2 separate regions of the Mus musculus genome follow, and region 2 is linked to region 1. A link is a loop called in an ENCODE intact Hi-C map of the cell type or tissue named here. Cell type or tissue: heart. All regions are shown on one strand.

What was found. Hi-C counts contacts between places; a loop is a spot of excess contacts. Peaks named below come from ENCODE experiments on the same cell type or tissue, not always from the same donor. Only the 100,000 strongest peaks of a DNase experiment are listed, where the experiment ranks them.
Region 2: it touches region 1 in a loop (1.9-fold over the local background); 2 of 42 quality-filtered maps call a loop at or near these places.

The regions. Positions count from the first base shown.
Region 1 is chr5:32,028,962-32,036,961 of GRCm38, forward strand. The region is part of intron 10 of Babam2 (BRISC and BRCA1 A complex member 2); the gene reads left to right. Among named protein-coding and RNA genes, the nearest start is that of Gm52770, 34 kb to the left of the region's middle. In heart, no CTCF peak of the experiment used is centred here; no DNase peak of the experiment used is centred here; H3K27ac peaks cover 504 bases.
Region 2 is chr5:31,948,279-31,956,278 of GRCm38, forward strand. The region is part of intron 7 of Babam2 (BRISC and BRCA1 A complex member 2); the gene reads left to right. Among named protein-coding and RNA genes, the nearest start is that of Gm52770, 47 kb to the right of the region's middle. In heart, no CTCF peak of the experiment used is centred here; no DNase peak of the experiment used is centred here.

The sequences.
Region 1 (8,000 bases):
AGTAGCAATGTTCTGAAACACTGAGGTATCTCGCCAGCCTCAGATTCTATGTTTTAGCATGTTTAAGAATTTAATATGTGTTACATTCTTTACTATAGTGCAAATTAATTTTGTGTGTACATGTTCTTTGTATGTACACTCACATACAAATGAACATAGACACATGTTTAGGAGTACTCTTAGAGACCACAAGAGGGTATAACTCTGGTTCTCTAAAAAAGGACTCTTAGCCATTGAGCATCTCTCCAGCCTTCTGTTTCAGTTTTGGTTTTTTGTTAAGACCAAGTTTCTTGTAGCCCAGGCTGAGTTCCAACTTAATCTCCTCCTGATCCTCCTGCCTCAGCCTCAGCCTCAGCCTCTCAAATGCTGGGATTGCAGCCATACACTACCACTCAAGGCTTCCTAATGCTGTCTTTTTATTAGCCCCAGTGCCTATACCAGAAGCTTACCTGGCATGGAAGTTATCTTACAATTCAAAGAAATCAGATTTGCCTATGGACTTCGATTGTCATTGGGAGCTCAGTGTGTAATGTCTTTACTCCTACTGTGGAGATTATTTTCCTGCAGAGCAGTGCTGTAAAAACTGTATCACAGTTCTTTCTGATGAAAGGCAGACTTTACATATCTAAGTTTAGTAAATATCATCTATTTAAAAGTATCTTGGCCAGGAATGTTGGCACATCTCTGCAATTTTGGAGCAGAGGAATCTTGAGTTCAAGGCCATCTTAGGCTATATACACTACTGTGATCCTATCTCAAATAATAAAAATCTTGTACCTTCAGAGATGCAAACCAAAGAGGCTAAAGCAACAAAAGTCATTGCTCCACAGCTATTACCAGAAGTGCATGCACAGTTTCCAGGATAGTCAACTGCTTAATAAACATATCAAATCTCTTTTCTCTTCTTATGAAAGACCTAAAGGACCCACCACTTTACAAGCTGCAAGCCTGGTTCTTGGTTTATCTAGCTGCTGGCAAACTACCTGTAAATAATCTATCCAGAACCTTCCCTTGCCTTCCAAGTCTCTCAGTCTCCACCCTCTTCAGGGGATTCTGTGCTCTCTGTACCCATCGTGAGTCAGCATATGACGGGTACCAGCACTTCCAGGGAAATGGACTGAGGTTATCAAAAAGCCCTATCTGTCCAACCAGAGATAAAAATCAAGAGATTTTTATGGCAACCAAGGCAGCTCAGCAAGTTCACTGTAGAACACACAGTACCAGTCCTTTGGAAAATACCTAGTGAGAGAGTGACTTTTGGTCTCCTGGATATATTACTGGCTGCTGTGTAGACAGTAGACCTTTTGTAAAAGGGAAACAGACCTGGTCATAGCTGGGTGGTGACAAGATAAAGGCAGGCCACTCCTGTTTGAATGTTTGTCATTTTGGTGGGGATTTTGTTTAATAAGGCTCCTGCCTTATCTGTCCCTTTCAGATTTATAGCCACAGAGCCCGTAAAAGGGAGGCCACAGATGAGCATGAACTATGGAAAGCATGAAGCAAACCCAGCTCTTCAGGAACAAGAATTTCCAGATATTTTGGATTTTTCTTTTCTTTTATAGCAAAGATGAGTTTCAGGGACCCCAATAGATTTTGACTGATGATACCAATAATGCTGGGCTAGCTCTGCATGTGATAAATACTAGAAGGGGCTAGCTCTGGCATTTCTTAGAGCTTGCTTGCTATTTTCCATTAACTCTATATTGAAGAGCCCTGTTACATTTACTATTATAACTCAATTAGAAATCATTTTATTAAATACTTGGGCCAGACAATTTATTAGGTACCTGAATAAAAAATGATTCCCCCCTCAGAAATCATTATTTCTCACCACTCAAGAAAAGAATATTTAAATTGTCTCTTTTTTAAAATCATGGTCGACTTCAGAGCAGGCAGGGGCTTCATGAGGCATCCATGAACACACTCTGTAGTCTTTATTCTTTGGACAGGGATAATCCCTGTGATTACTGTATTCCTTGCACATAAGCCTAGTAGGACCTTAGTCTGAACCAAGAGTCGACCTGCTGATCACCTGGATGCTGTGAGGATCCTTCAGTCAGTTGACATTGTCAGCTGCTCCTGTAGAAGACAGTGAGTCTTAGCTTCATTCTAAATCACACTAATAGCTGTCACTTATGAAACACTGCAAGATAAAAATCATAATTGCCATTTTACAACTCGAAAGGTAGAAAGCAGAGTTCAGTGACGCGCCTAAGATGCCACAGGTGATAAGTGCAGAACTGAGTTTAGACAAAGCGCTGAGTGTCCAGACTCCGACCCAGCTCATTCTGTGCTCCCTTTGTCTGACGCACATGATGATGTAACACCTTCGCTGGTCCTCCAGATACCATCTTGCTCTGCTTCCCTGAGATTCGAGTCAGGATGCTAGGGATGTGGGCACATGGAGTTAGCATATACAGATGGTGTGCCAGAGCCTTTGGGACAAAAGAGAATATGGAATACTTTGTGTTCCTTTAAAATGGTTATAGAATGTTGGACTTGTTGTAGTTGGAGATGAAAGGAGGCAACTGCCACACGCGTGTGAACGTCTTTAGTGGGTCTCACCTATCATTCCTGGAGATTTTGGTAAATGTAAGGTGGTTTAATGCTCTTTATTTACTTGGGCCTGGAGCTGGACCAGAGCCATCACCTGCCTGCCACCACAGCAACTTCCTGCTGCATACTGGAAATTGTTCTTCAAAGTCTCCACCCAGGTATTGAACCAATGTGACCTCTTCTCCTCATGGCACAGGCCCTCAGAGGGATGGCTGCACTTCTAACCATAGTAACATGACATGATCACAGTCGCCAAATACTATTGCTTTTGTTTTTAATTTTGGAGAGATAGGTTTGTTAATCCATTTCAAAAGAAACAAGTCCACATGCCCTTTACTGTGAGTATCCCTTCAGCATGTCAAGCCAGAAACCATCCCCTGGTTTTGTAAAGGATTTTAGATATGGCAGAGGCATCTGTCACCAGTGTTCTCCTATGAAAGGGAAAACAAAACAGGTTAGCTATAGGAGGCAACACTGTACAGCTTTGCATGTGGAGTTAAAATAGGAGGCTAAAACCGGGCTCTGGGATGTCACTTCAAGCCCAGAAGTTACCCTTAGCTTGTAGCACTTATGCTAATCAGTAACAGTTAACTGTCTCGTATGAGCCTTCTGTCAGTTCTAGGCACTTGGTAGAGTTTTATACACCGACTTTCAGGGACCTGAACTTTCTGTTGATGCAGAAAGAAAGAAAACACAGATGTGACAGATACAATGACATCTGCAGAGAGGAGGAAAAGGGAGTGCTGTTTGACTGGGTTAGCACCCAGCGGGCGTGGTTTTAAAACTCTAACTGGATAGGCTACATAATAGGACCCTCTCTCAAACCAAACCAAACCAAAGACCCAGTTTGAGGCTGGCTGCTTCATAACCTGATAAACAGGAGATAAAGGAGCAATTTATTCCCAGGTCTATGATGACATTGTGCTCAAAACTAATTCAAAAGCCTGTGAAACCCTGAACATTTATCTATGATAAAGTTTTAACAGCCAAACAAGATATCACAGTTTTTTAGAAGTCTAGACATTGGACTTAGTGAATTGAATATCTTGTCAGAAAATAGTCTTGAAGGCAGGACCCACTAAAGCGTAGAGCTTCAGGAAGAAAAGCTAAGTGGAGGATTAAAAGCTAAATAATTATGGGGCGACTTATCATTTAAACAAAGGCTCAGAAGTAAGAGAGAGTCCGCTCAGGTCAAGGAGTGAAACCTCAGCTTAACTCAGAACAGTCTAATGATGGTGTGGCTTGTACAAGTGTGCCTTTGTTCCAAAGGGCAGTGCTATAGATAGAAAGCTAAGAATTAGGTAGAGGTTGTTTTTAAAAAGGTGTGGGGGTGGGGAGGGGGCTGAGAGTGGGTGTAGGTATGGGGATGAGGAGGGGGTTGGGAGGTGTCAGTTGGTGCCCACAGAGAACAAAAGAGAGCTTCAAATCCCCTGGAGCTATAGTTACAGGCAATTGAAAACCACCTGATATGAGTGCTAATGACCCAGCTCTGCTCCTTTATGAGTAATAAACTTTCTTAGCTGCTGGTCACTTCTTCAGCACCAGGACATACATTCTTTATGGCTGACTGGAGTGAGCAAATAGCTAAGGGAGCCTCCGTCATGTGAGAAGTACAAGATAATTCAAGATGGTGCTTGTATAGCAATCAGGAAGGAGCTCTTCCTTCTGCCTGAGGAAGCAGGAGGCTGTGAGAGAGGTGGGAGGTGAGAGGCAAGGGCAGGCCCAACCGTATCTGGCTGCTTGTAGACCAAGGGGAGTCAGTCCAATGTCCTTGCCATAGGAAGTCACCTCTCTCAGGGAGCTCTGCTCACAGACTTCTAAGATGCCACGGGACTGCTTTGCTCTGGCTGCTGAGAAGATAGGGGCTAGCCGAGCCTATAGATAAGGCGTCCTGGTGGAGGAGCTGTTCTTACCCAGTTCCCTTGACTGGCACATCTGCTCCACCCAGCTTTGAATGGCCCCAGCCCTTGGAACAGCATGGAGAGCTGTACAGATGATAGAAAAAGCATTCATTTCACCATCAGAATACTGGGTTAGGTTCTCAACCCCACCACATAGCCTTGAGATCCTGTATTTGCATCTGTGAAATGGAATTGTCCCTATGCATGCCTACCTTCTATGGTAGGACCTAAATGAGGATTAAAAGCAAATTAGAGTCTATCCATGCTTTAGCAATGCAAGGTGTGAGCTACTTCTGTGTTTGCCACACCCTTACCTCCTCCCTAGCTACACCAGGTCAAGTCAGGTCACCTCCCTTCTGGATTATTTTGCTGGCCAGCTCCTGTGCCCAGATATCACATCCAACCAATGAAGACATGGCTTTTATCCCATGGCCTCTCAAGGGAACATTCTCCTGTGACCAGCAGGCTTTCTCTCCTACTCAGCAAGAACCTGTGTGCTGACCCTCCTCTCTGTCACTCCTTGGCCTCATCTTTCTTGTACCATTTCTGAAAACCCTTCTTCTGCTTAGCTGTCCTGTCTGAGTATCCACCTGCTCTGAAGAACACACACTTACATTTTGCCGTTTCATTATCCTGTGAACTTGTCTCATTATTTCAGCTTCTTTGCCCCCTGAGGTCCAAGACTACACTGAATGATATCCTAACGTATCGTTAGACACAGAGCCTCCCACAGTGGTCGGCCCTGAGCCGAAGCTCCATAGCCTCTGGGTGTTGGGAGCCCCTTGAACTTGGACAGACAGGGCCCCTTTCCTCTTCCTCCTCATACCCTGAGAGGTACATGGTACACCCATTTTGCAACGAGAAAAGAGCTGACGGGGCTACGTGTCATCTACCTTGTGGGAATGAAAGGGTAACTAGGGTCTCTGCATCCTGAAAGGGATCCAAAGTAGAGATGTGATCATGAGGTGGCCCCTGGAACATAGTACACAGGCCCTCCTAGGACTTGAGGCTAAGGCTGATTAGTAAAGTCCTCACTAGGCCCAACAGGAAGCAGTACTAGGCCCAACATGATGGCAGGGGGCAGCCCCTCAAAAGGATGAGGAACAGGATTCAGGTGATCCAGCTGACCTATTTAATATAAATCAAGGAGTCAGGAAGGACTGGAGTGACTCAGCCTCTGCCTGGCTGGAGCCGTCAATGGGCTTTGTAGCCTATTTCCTGGGGACGTTTTCAGCTAAATCAATGATTTCATCATTCTATCCCTAAGCACCCTCAGCAGCTAGTTGCGACTGTTCACGTGACTGTCTGGGTGAGGCCAAGAGGTCTGACCTCTGACAGGAGAAGCTGGGACAGTGGTGGCAAGTGTTAGGCTTGGTGGTAGTAGGAAGTTTGTTCCTTTCCAGTCTCCCCAAGTAAGCCAGAGTGTGAGTGAGTGGCACTTTGGTATCTGAGCAGCTTTGCCTCACTCGTGAAGAGAGGAGCTCCATGGAGACAGCCGCTTCCTGCCCCTGGTTGAATTCATTGTACAGGCTGGGGTAGGAAGACAGCGAGTTGGCAATGGAAGTCTCACCAGGCAATCTGAAGACCAGAGGTCAGGCCTGAGCGTCAGAAAGTAGCCAAGTGGACAGGTAGAGTGCCAAGGCTTAGTGTATGTCTCTAGGATCCAAAGATGAACATTTAATGCATACAAACTTATTGGCGCAGCTATGCCTTTTATCAAAAAAGTCATACATTTACAGTCCAGAATTGTTAAGAAAATAGAATTATCAAGAGATGTCTTTCCATAGTCAATATGTTCTCCTTACTAAGAGAAACGTCTTTAGCCTAAAATATTAAAATTCTAGCTCTCATATGCTGGTAGGAATAGCTTTACTTATTTGACTGACTGACTGATTGATTGATTAGCAGGATTTCTAGTCCAGGGTGGCCTCAAACTCATTAGGTAGCCTAGGACGACCTTGGACTTTTGATCTTACAACCACACCCAAGTTTATGCAGTGCTGGGCATGGAACCCTGGGTCTTATAAATGCTAGGCAAACCTTCTGAAAAACTGAAAAACATCTCAAGCCCAGGGATAGCTTCCAGTGAATTCCTTCCCCACAAGCTCTATTTACAATCCTGAACATCTCAAGCATTGGGTACATTATGTTTTTTTTTTTTTCCTAAAAAAAAAAAAATGTTCCCTGAAACCTTCTTCCCTTCTCCTTTCCCCAGTTCACCAAATTCTTATCTGAAGCTTGAGGGAGAAGAAAATGGGGGCTAATATGACAACAAGATTTGTACCTTCACAAGTAAATATCACAACTGAGCTGGGTAACTACTTGTGGAAGCTTGTTAGGTCACAGTGACTCACTTGCGTAGATGAGGTTATTTTTAGAGCTGTAATTTGTACTGTTTAGAAAAGAAGAAAGAGATGGTAAAAGGCTAGATAGCTCATTATAGTTTACAGAGCTCATGAACCCAGCATCCATGCAAAAGATGACTAAGCAAGGGGTCGGGTGGTACTTTCTCTCAGAATTTCACAGACGTGAGTCATCCACTTCAGCCTGCAGACACAGCATCAGGTACCTGTGACTCAGCTCCCATTTAGACAGAGCACTAGAATTCAATTCTGATACGCTTTTGTAGCTAAGTAGTGAGGAAATTACATAGCAAAGCAAAATAGGCCTTTGTACCAGGCAGCCATCCAATGTTTAAGCAAGGACTGATTGATCTTCGTCTCTGGTCTTTCAAAGAATCTGTTTATGATCCATGCTAGGTGATGTCTTTTCATTCTGCTGCGTCACACTGCAGTGCATCTCACCACACTGGCTCTTCTGACCCAAGTATTCAGTCTCACAGCTTCTCCACTCCCATGTCCAGCCAGCACGTCCTAAAACCAGGAGTGTGTGTGTGTGTATGTGTGTGTGTGTGTGTGTGTGTGTGTGTGTGTGTGTGTGTGTAAATCTTTAGCCTACAATATTAGCATATTAGTTCTCATGAGCTGCAAAAAAACAAAACAAAACAAAACTTCCAAAGGCTTTCCATTCCACGTTTACCTATGGTCAGAGTTATAAGAATATAATAATATTTTCTTCAAGTGTTTTTCTTTCTTTTTAAAAAATAAGTTCCCTTGTGCCCCAGGCTGCCTTTAAACTTACTCTATAACCAAACTTGAAGTCCTGATCCTTTTGTCTTTCCCTCTGAGTTCTGGTATGATCAGCACATGCCACTACCCCTGGCTTTAAAATGTTTTTTTCATGCTTAAAAAATTATACAACTACTCATGCACATAAGATTTCTCTGTAGATGAGCAGCCTGGTCAGTGCAAGTGTACATTCATCCAACAGGCTTTCTCTCTCTTCTCAGATGCTGAGCTCTGCTAGCCCAATTGTCATCAAGGCATAGCCTCACACACTTAGCTCCTGTTGTCACTTAATTACACAGTTTATTTAGAGTTAAGTCCTTAGAGTGTAACCTGTCTGTTTATATGTACAGAAAGTGGTCCCTTTCAGTTTGCAGACCTATTATTGGATTGTTTATAGCCAACAATAAATGTAACT
Region 2 (8,000 bases), 81 kb before region 1:
CTGTTGCTGTGAAGCTGTGCACAGTGCCTCACGTCCAGGGGCTGTTGCTGTGAAGCTGTGCACAGTGCCTCACGTCCAGGGGCTGTTGCTGTGAAGCTGTGCACAGTGCCTCACGTCCAGGAGCTGTTGCTGTGAAGCTGTGCACAGTGCCTCACGTCCAGGGGCTGTTGCTGTGAAGCTGTGCACAGTGCCTCACGTCCAGGGGCTGTTGCTGTGAGGCTGTGCACAGTGCCTCACGTCCAGGGGCTGTTGCTGTGAGGCTGTGCACAGTGCCTCACGTCCAGGGGCTGTTGCTGTGAGGCTGTGCACAGTGCCTCACGTCCAGGGGCTGTTGCTGTGAGGCTGTGCACAGTGCCTCACGTCCATGGGCTGTTGCTGTGAAGCTGTGCACAGTGCCTCACGTCCAGGAGCTGTTGCTGTGAAGCTGTGCACAGTGCCTCACGTCCAGGGGCTGTTGCTGTGAAGCTGTGCACAGTGCCTCACGTCCAGGGGCTGTTGCTGTGAAGCTGTGCACACTGCCTCACGTCCAGGAGCTGTTGCTGTGAAGCTGTGCACAGTGCCTCACATCCAGGGGCTGTTGCTGTGAAGCTGTGCACAGTGCCTCACGTCCAGGGGCTGTTGCTGTGAAGCTGTGCACAGTGCCTCACGTCCAGGGGCTGTTGCTGTGAAGCTGTGCACAGTGCCTCACGTCCAGGAGCTGTTGCTGTGAAGCTGTGCACAGTGCCTCACATCCAGGGGCTGTTGCTGTGAAGCTGTGCACAGTGCCTCACGTCCAGGGGCTGTTGGGTCATGGCGTAGAGTGCGAGTGCTTCTGGATGAGGTGGTTTCGGTTAAGTCCCTTATCTTTATAAGGCTTTATCTCGGTAGGTTTCTTTCTTGGTTCCCAAAGAATTGGAAAGACTTGTACCTCCACTGTCCTTAGAAATGTGTGCTACTCTGCTATGTTTACTGAGGCCAAAACAAACAAACAAAACAATTACGGGTCTTTTAAGTTAAAAGCAGCCATAATCTTATACCTAGAACATTTGAAGAGGTTAAAAATAATATAAAGGCAAGGGCACACACTGCGTCGAGTCAGCTAAAAAGATACACCCATTCAGAGACACCTAAGTTTATTAAACCTTTCTGTCTTATCATAGCATATTTTTATCAGAACAAAACTCGAGAGATAAATTCATCTGCCCGCAGACAGAGTTGTACACCTGAACCCCAGGTGGGTGTTTGTGTTTGGGTCTGTTTCTAGGTGGAATGAGCTCATGTTCTCTCCTACCACAGGATTGTGCAACACTCATGCGCACCTGTGTTTTGATCTTTGAAATCTGTCGTGGTAACATATCAAGCAACTTTAAATAGCTTCGTGCATGATCCAGATTGCACGTCTGCCAGAAACATCATCGAGCTTGGTTTTGGAGCTGGCTCAAGTTCCTGTGATACTAAACTTTCGTCATTTTGAAAATATATTAGTTGTCAGATTCCAGTCTTTACCTTCATCTTCAGTCTGCAAAGATCAATGCGTGAGGTCTCCCCGGTTATTACTGAAGGAGAGTGGGACACAGGACCTAGAGAGTAATTGGACAACTGACTTGCCATGTTTCTTCCATTTGACAAGCAATTTAGAACATTATTTTTTTGCCCTTTAGATAAATTTTCTGTGTTGTTTTAAAACATGAATGTTTAAAGTACATACTAGAACGATATTAGAATAGTATCACTAATTTCATTATTTAAAACATTTTGAAAGCTCACCTTGTAAAGTATCAAGATAGAACCTAGTGAGAACAAAGATAAAGAAGAGAGAACTTGAACACATGGCTCCTTGTTTTCAGTGAGACTGACCAATGCATGCATATTCAAGTATTTCTGTCGTCTGTGTAAGTCGCAGACACCTCAGCTACCACCTTGTTTTCTGGGTGGAATACTGATGTTGTAAGTTTTTCCAAATGTAGACATTTTAGTTAAAAATTTTATAACAAGTTCAAAAGCCATTAAAATAAAATAGTATCATGAGTCTCAGGGGCTCAACACCCCACTTCTTTGTTCTGTGGTCATTTTCTCTTGTGGTGCTGGGGCTTGAACCTGGGGACTTGAGTGTACTAGGCAAACAAGTGCTGTGCCACAGAGCTATTCACCTACCCCTGCGGTCAGCCATTGATAATATAACTCATTTATTTCCTAAGCCCAGTCTACTGCATTACCTTGAGGCGAGTCTATAAATATGTAGTAAGCATGTTTGTCTATATGGGGCTATTTTTGAGTTTATAGCTGTCACATACATAGGGAACAAAAGGGAGAGAGAGGTGTATTCTAGAACAGAGATAAGAAAGAAGAGAAACAGCATGAAGCAGACGGTACTGGGAAAAGGAGGTAGCCTGTCACAAGTCCGAAGTGTTTGATGCCAGGCCATGAGCCACAGGGACCTCAGCGGTAATGTGAGGGACAGGGCCAGCTGAGAGGTGCATCACTTGCAGCTGTCTCTCTGAGTCTTAGTTGTTAGCTCTTTCCGTCATGGAGACTACCCATTCTCTGATGAGTATCTCCATAACTCAGACTGTGAGGGAAAATGTGACTGCTTTCAGCCTATGGAGAATAGCCACTAGGCAGAGCATCTTGAAGGCAAGATCCACATCTTTTCCAATTCCTGGCCTACAATGAGCAAACCCTTCCATCTGTAAAGCACTCAATTCAGTGAGTGGATTGCAGTTTAGACATGAAATGTTTCCCAAAGACCATGTGTCTTTACGTCTGGTTTCCAGCTTGACACAACGTTTAAGACCTGACATTTAGAGGAAGAAAGTTGGGTCATTGGGAACACATTCGTAAAGCATCGCAGATCCCTCTTCTCTTTCTCATTCCTGTCATTCCTAGGTGGGGTTTTCCTCTGCTTCACACTCCCCTCGTGGTGCACTCATTCACCCTAGCAGGAGGAGTAGACGGGCTGTGGGGCCCTTTTCATGGACTGCTCCTCACCAGAGTACTTTAAGAACAGCAGCCATTCATCTGATCTTTTGTTCTTTAATCACTGAGTATAAAATTTGCCTATCCACATGTGTCTGTCTATCTGAACTCTCATGAATTCTCTCGGCAGTGGTCTCTGGCTTATAGAACTGACGTACTCCCATTCACAAAGTAGCCATTACTATTCTTGTATTACAGAACCTTGGGAATGATTTTTAAATAAGCTTTGCAATTACTTGCAATGTAAAAGTATATATCATTTCCTTCCTAACTCAGGCATTATGTATGAGTTCTTTAGGGTTGAACATTAGAGTTCTTTGATAGTGGAAATAAAACACAAGTCCATCACCAATTTTTCATGTGCTGAAGCTATAAAATCAGCAGGCCTGATAATGCAACATGGCCAATTTTGAACTACTTTTTAAACTATTCTACGGTGGCAGTTGTGCATTTTCCCTGTTTTGCTGATCTCTTACTAATGACTCCTGTTTTCATTTCCAACAGAATACTGGATCTACAGTTGCCCACCTTCCCTATAGTGGTTTTGTGTTAAGCAGCTGTCCTTCAGTGCTAATGCTGCCTGTGACTGTCAGTTGTTGGCTTACTCTGTCTCTTGTATCTATGGCTTTTAATGTGGCTTGAAATTATTGTCTCATGGAGAAAGTAAGGACATGTTAAGGCTGATGTAATATAATGGAAATTGAAAGCAGACTAGGTCCTAAATATCTTATATTCAAGTTGGGTATTTTAATCTCTGGATGATGTAGGCCGAAATGCATGCCATTCAATGACCCACACTGAAGTCCCTGCCTTGTGTGTTTATTCCTGGTACCTCTCACCAAGTGGGACAGGAAAACTATTGCAAGGTCTTATAAACATATTGAATATTTGTTAAAAGCATACCGAAAAGTGAATAGGGCCAGAATCCAATAATGGACCTAAAATCACTGGAAATAATTAGGATAGCGAAGGGTGGAATTTGGCCCATGTCTTGTAAACAGATTCAATCAGATGCTAACAGCTATTTGTTAGAGTTACATATGCCAAAAACTGAAATGGAAAGTGGACAGAAGCCATTCTAGAACGTCTCTAAGCACAGGCCCTGGGGCCCTTTGGGCTCCTTCAAGTAGACACCCAGGTGATTGCCTTTTCAGTGACTGCACCCATGGAGTGCCCTGGGACAAGCAAAGCTACATACTAGTTCTTTGAAACTCTTTAGTCCATGCTGCAGGTGAACACAACAATTACTTAAGTCATATGTTTTCTTCATTTGCTTAATTTTAAGTTAGTGTTAAACACTGAGTAGAATTTTGGGCACAGTTTTGTTGCTTAACTTTAGGAGTAACTTATTTTCAAAGGTAGTGTTCTCTGTTTCTCAATTCCTGAAGCCCCATGGAGTTACACACAAGTGTAAACTGCAGTTTTTACTCACAGATGGTCCCGCTTTAGTTGGCCAGGCAAGGCAGGGACAGGAGAAAAGGTGCAGCGGTAGGCACTCAGGTGTGGAGATCTGTGGAGATGTGTGGGAATGTGTGGTGTAATTAGAGTACATAGCCCTGGAACAGGCAGGGAGAACACGCAGGAAGCCACTGGCCTGGGCTGGTGTCGCTTCCAAAACAGAAAAGTGGAAGACTGTACATAATGGACTAGAACGACAAGGCTGTGCCCTCCCTGTGGGAAAGCAGGGCTTTGGTTAAGTGTGATTTAAGTACTTAAAAGATGAGGTGACAGATCAGGGGCAAGTTTACAAAAAAATACACAAAACCTATATCCAAGGAATTCTAAAAGAGAACTAGCAACATAAACCACTGAGTAAATGGAGGTTTATGCCATTTGTGGGCCAGAAAGCTCAATTATTCAGAAATTCATCTCTTCCCAAATTAATCCTTGATCTAAGAACTCAGGTAATCAAACCTCTCAGCAGACTTGGGGGGACTTGGCTACTGGTTCTAAAGTGTGTATATGCAAATACCAAGGATCCGGGTGCTGAAAACAAGCGCTTTATGGAGAAGAGCATGATTGAGGAAGAACTTGTACTACCCAATGTCAAGTCTTTTATAAAGGTTAAAGGAATCAAAGCTGCATAAAACGTAGCATGAAGAAATACATAGATAAATAAAACAACATTGAGTCAAAAGGAAGTAGACCACACAGAGATTGTCTCTCTGTGTCTCTGTCTCTCTCTCTCTCTCTCTGTCTCTCTCTCTCTCTCTGTGTGTGTGTGTGTGTGTGTGTGTGTGTGTGTACACGCATACCAATATAACTCAATACTGAATACATTTGTTCCGCAAATGATGCTGGAACAACTAGATAGTCATAACCAAAAAGCTACACCTCATCTTTTATCTGTACCACATACAATTCAAACTCAAAGTGGATTATAATCCTAAACATGATCTAAAATTCAAGAACATTGTTTGTTCACCCTGTTATAACAAACCACTCTAGACTGTGCAATTTTAAAAACCAGGAATTTGTTTTTCGTGTCTCTGGAAGGATGGAAAGTCCATGCTTAAAACCTCTAGCTGGGTGTCTGGTAAGGGCCAGCTTCCTGTGCAGTGTGACCTCACATGGCAGAAGGAACTAACTAGCTCTCTGTAGTCAGTCCTGGTCCCATGAGAACAGACCCCCTTGTAATGGCCCCACTCTGGAATACCATCCCTGTAGAGATTAGGATCTCAGAGTAAAAATTTGGGAGGGGGGGGGGCGACAAACATTCAAACCATAACAAATGTCTATCGAAAACAGGCAGGAGACTAGGAGACTAATCTTTGTAAATTTAGTGAAGATTTATAAAGGGTGATATGCAAAGGAATATGGAGTATGAAAGAAAGATCAGGGGCTGGAGAGATGGCTCAGTGGTTAAGAGCACTGACTGTTCTTCCAAGGTCCTGAATTCAAATCCCAGCAACCACATGGTGGCTCACAACCATCTGTAATGAGATCTGACAGTCTCTTCTGGTGTGTCTGTAGACAGCTACAGTGTATTTACATATAACAATAAATAAATCTTTTTAAGAAGGGGGTTGGGATATGGAGTGTAAAAAATAAATTAACTTAAAACAAAAAAGAAAGATCAATAAGTTGTCTTCATCAAAATAAAGATGTTTGCCATTCAAAGGCACTGTTAGAAAAACAAAACAGTAAGTGAAGAGAGTGGGGAGAAGAAAATTACAAAAAACATGTGCTGTTTGACTCTATCATCTGTATTTCTATCTATCTATATATCTATCTATCTACTTACCTTAATTTTATGAAAGTACTTGTCATCTAATTTATATGCTATAAAGGTTATTTATATTTCCTAGATAAAAGTTCTTTTTTGAGTAGGTGGACAGATCCGTAGGTGAGTGGGTGTGTGGATGGGTGGATAGATAGATAGATATTGTGATCACCATGGAAATAAAAACTAAAACCACAAAGAGAACACATTACATCCACTAAAATTGCCAAAATTAGAAAGACTGACAAAAACTAGTGTGGCGAGGATATAAAGCTAGAACTCTCGCTTAGAGTTGTACTTCTATTTAGAGGAAAAGAAAATAAAAGAGCTTGAAGCTCCTACAGAGTTAGATATATGCCTGCCATATAGTTGTTCTCCTAGGAACTTAATGAGGAGAAATGATAGCATATGTCCTCATAGAAATAAACTTTAGATGAGTGGTCATCACAGGCTTATTTACTTACTTGTTTCTTTTTTTTATTTGTTCTGTTTTTTTGAGGCAGAGTTTTCCTTTATAGCCATGGCTATCCTGGAACTCAGTCTAGACCAGGCTGCTGTCCTTGAAGTCACGGAGATCTGCCTGCCTCTGCCTCCCAAGTGCTAAGCCATGGTGCCAGGCCCCATCACAGGCTTGTTTATAATAGCCAAAAGATAGAAACCACCCAAATAACCATCAACAGAAAGTGGCTAAACATATTGCAGAATAACCAAACAGTGGAATAGGCTACTCTGTAAAACTGAATGATTTACTGATGCAACCAAGGAGAGGAATCTCAAAATAATTATGCTGACTGAAAGAAACTAGACCAAAAAAAAAAAAAAAAAAAAAAAGCTGCACGATTCCATTTGTATAAAACTCTAGAGAATGCAAACTAAGCCCTGATGACAGAAAGCAGACCCTTGGTTGCCTGGGGATGGGGATAGCGAAGTTGTGGGAGGGGCTGATGACAAAGAGCAAGAGGAAAATTCGGGGGATGCTGGATGTGTTCATTGTCCTGATTGTGGTTTCCTGGATGTAAACATATGTCAGAACTAATTAAAATTTTGGGTTTTGAAAATGTACAGTTAACTTCACATCATTTGTTCCTTAGTGTTGTACAAAAAAGGGAAAAAGTGATTGTCTAAAGGATCATTTCTATTTGCATAATGACAGAATTCCAAGAAATAGTTCCAGTGAGGCCAGTGTCCTGTGGCAGGAGGTCACACATTAAAGTAGGTAGAAAAGCCAGGTAATCAGACCTTGTGGTTCTTTGTTCCCCAGCCTCTAGTAGCTCCAGTTTATTCTTGTTCTTAGCTGATGTTTGCATTTGTCTGGAGAAAATTGTTCATAAGGAATATATATTTCTGGTTTTATTCTCTATGGAGAGTGAATTGGGGCACTTTACAAAATTAAATTTTGATTCAATTTTTATTTACTTGAGATAGACCCTAGTACTTCTGTCCTCTTGAGCCCATGCTTCACAGATGGTGGGCAAGGTGATGGGCTCTATGCTGTGCTATAGGAGCCCAAGCTCAGCCCTCACAGGCCTGAGACCTCTTTAAGGGGGAGCCATGAGCCACTGATCTTCAGTTGTTTGTAAAATGAGAATAGTAGCTAAATGTAGTGGTGCACACTTTTAATCCCAGTGCTAGGAAGGCTCAGGCAGATAGATCTCTGTAAGTTCAAGGCCAGCCTGGTCCCATAGCAGAATTCCAGGCTAGCAAGGACTACATAATGAAACTGATTGGGAAAGGGGATGGGGGAACATATGAACTACTTTCTCTGCCTACAAGAACTGACATGAGTCACATGGCTACTCCATAAAAGCTCTAATGTGGCCTG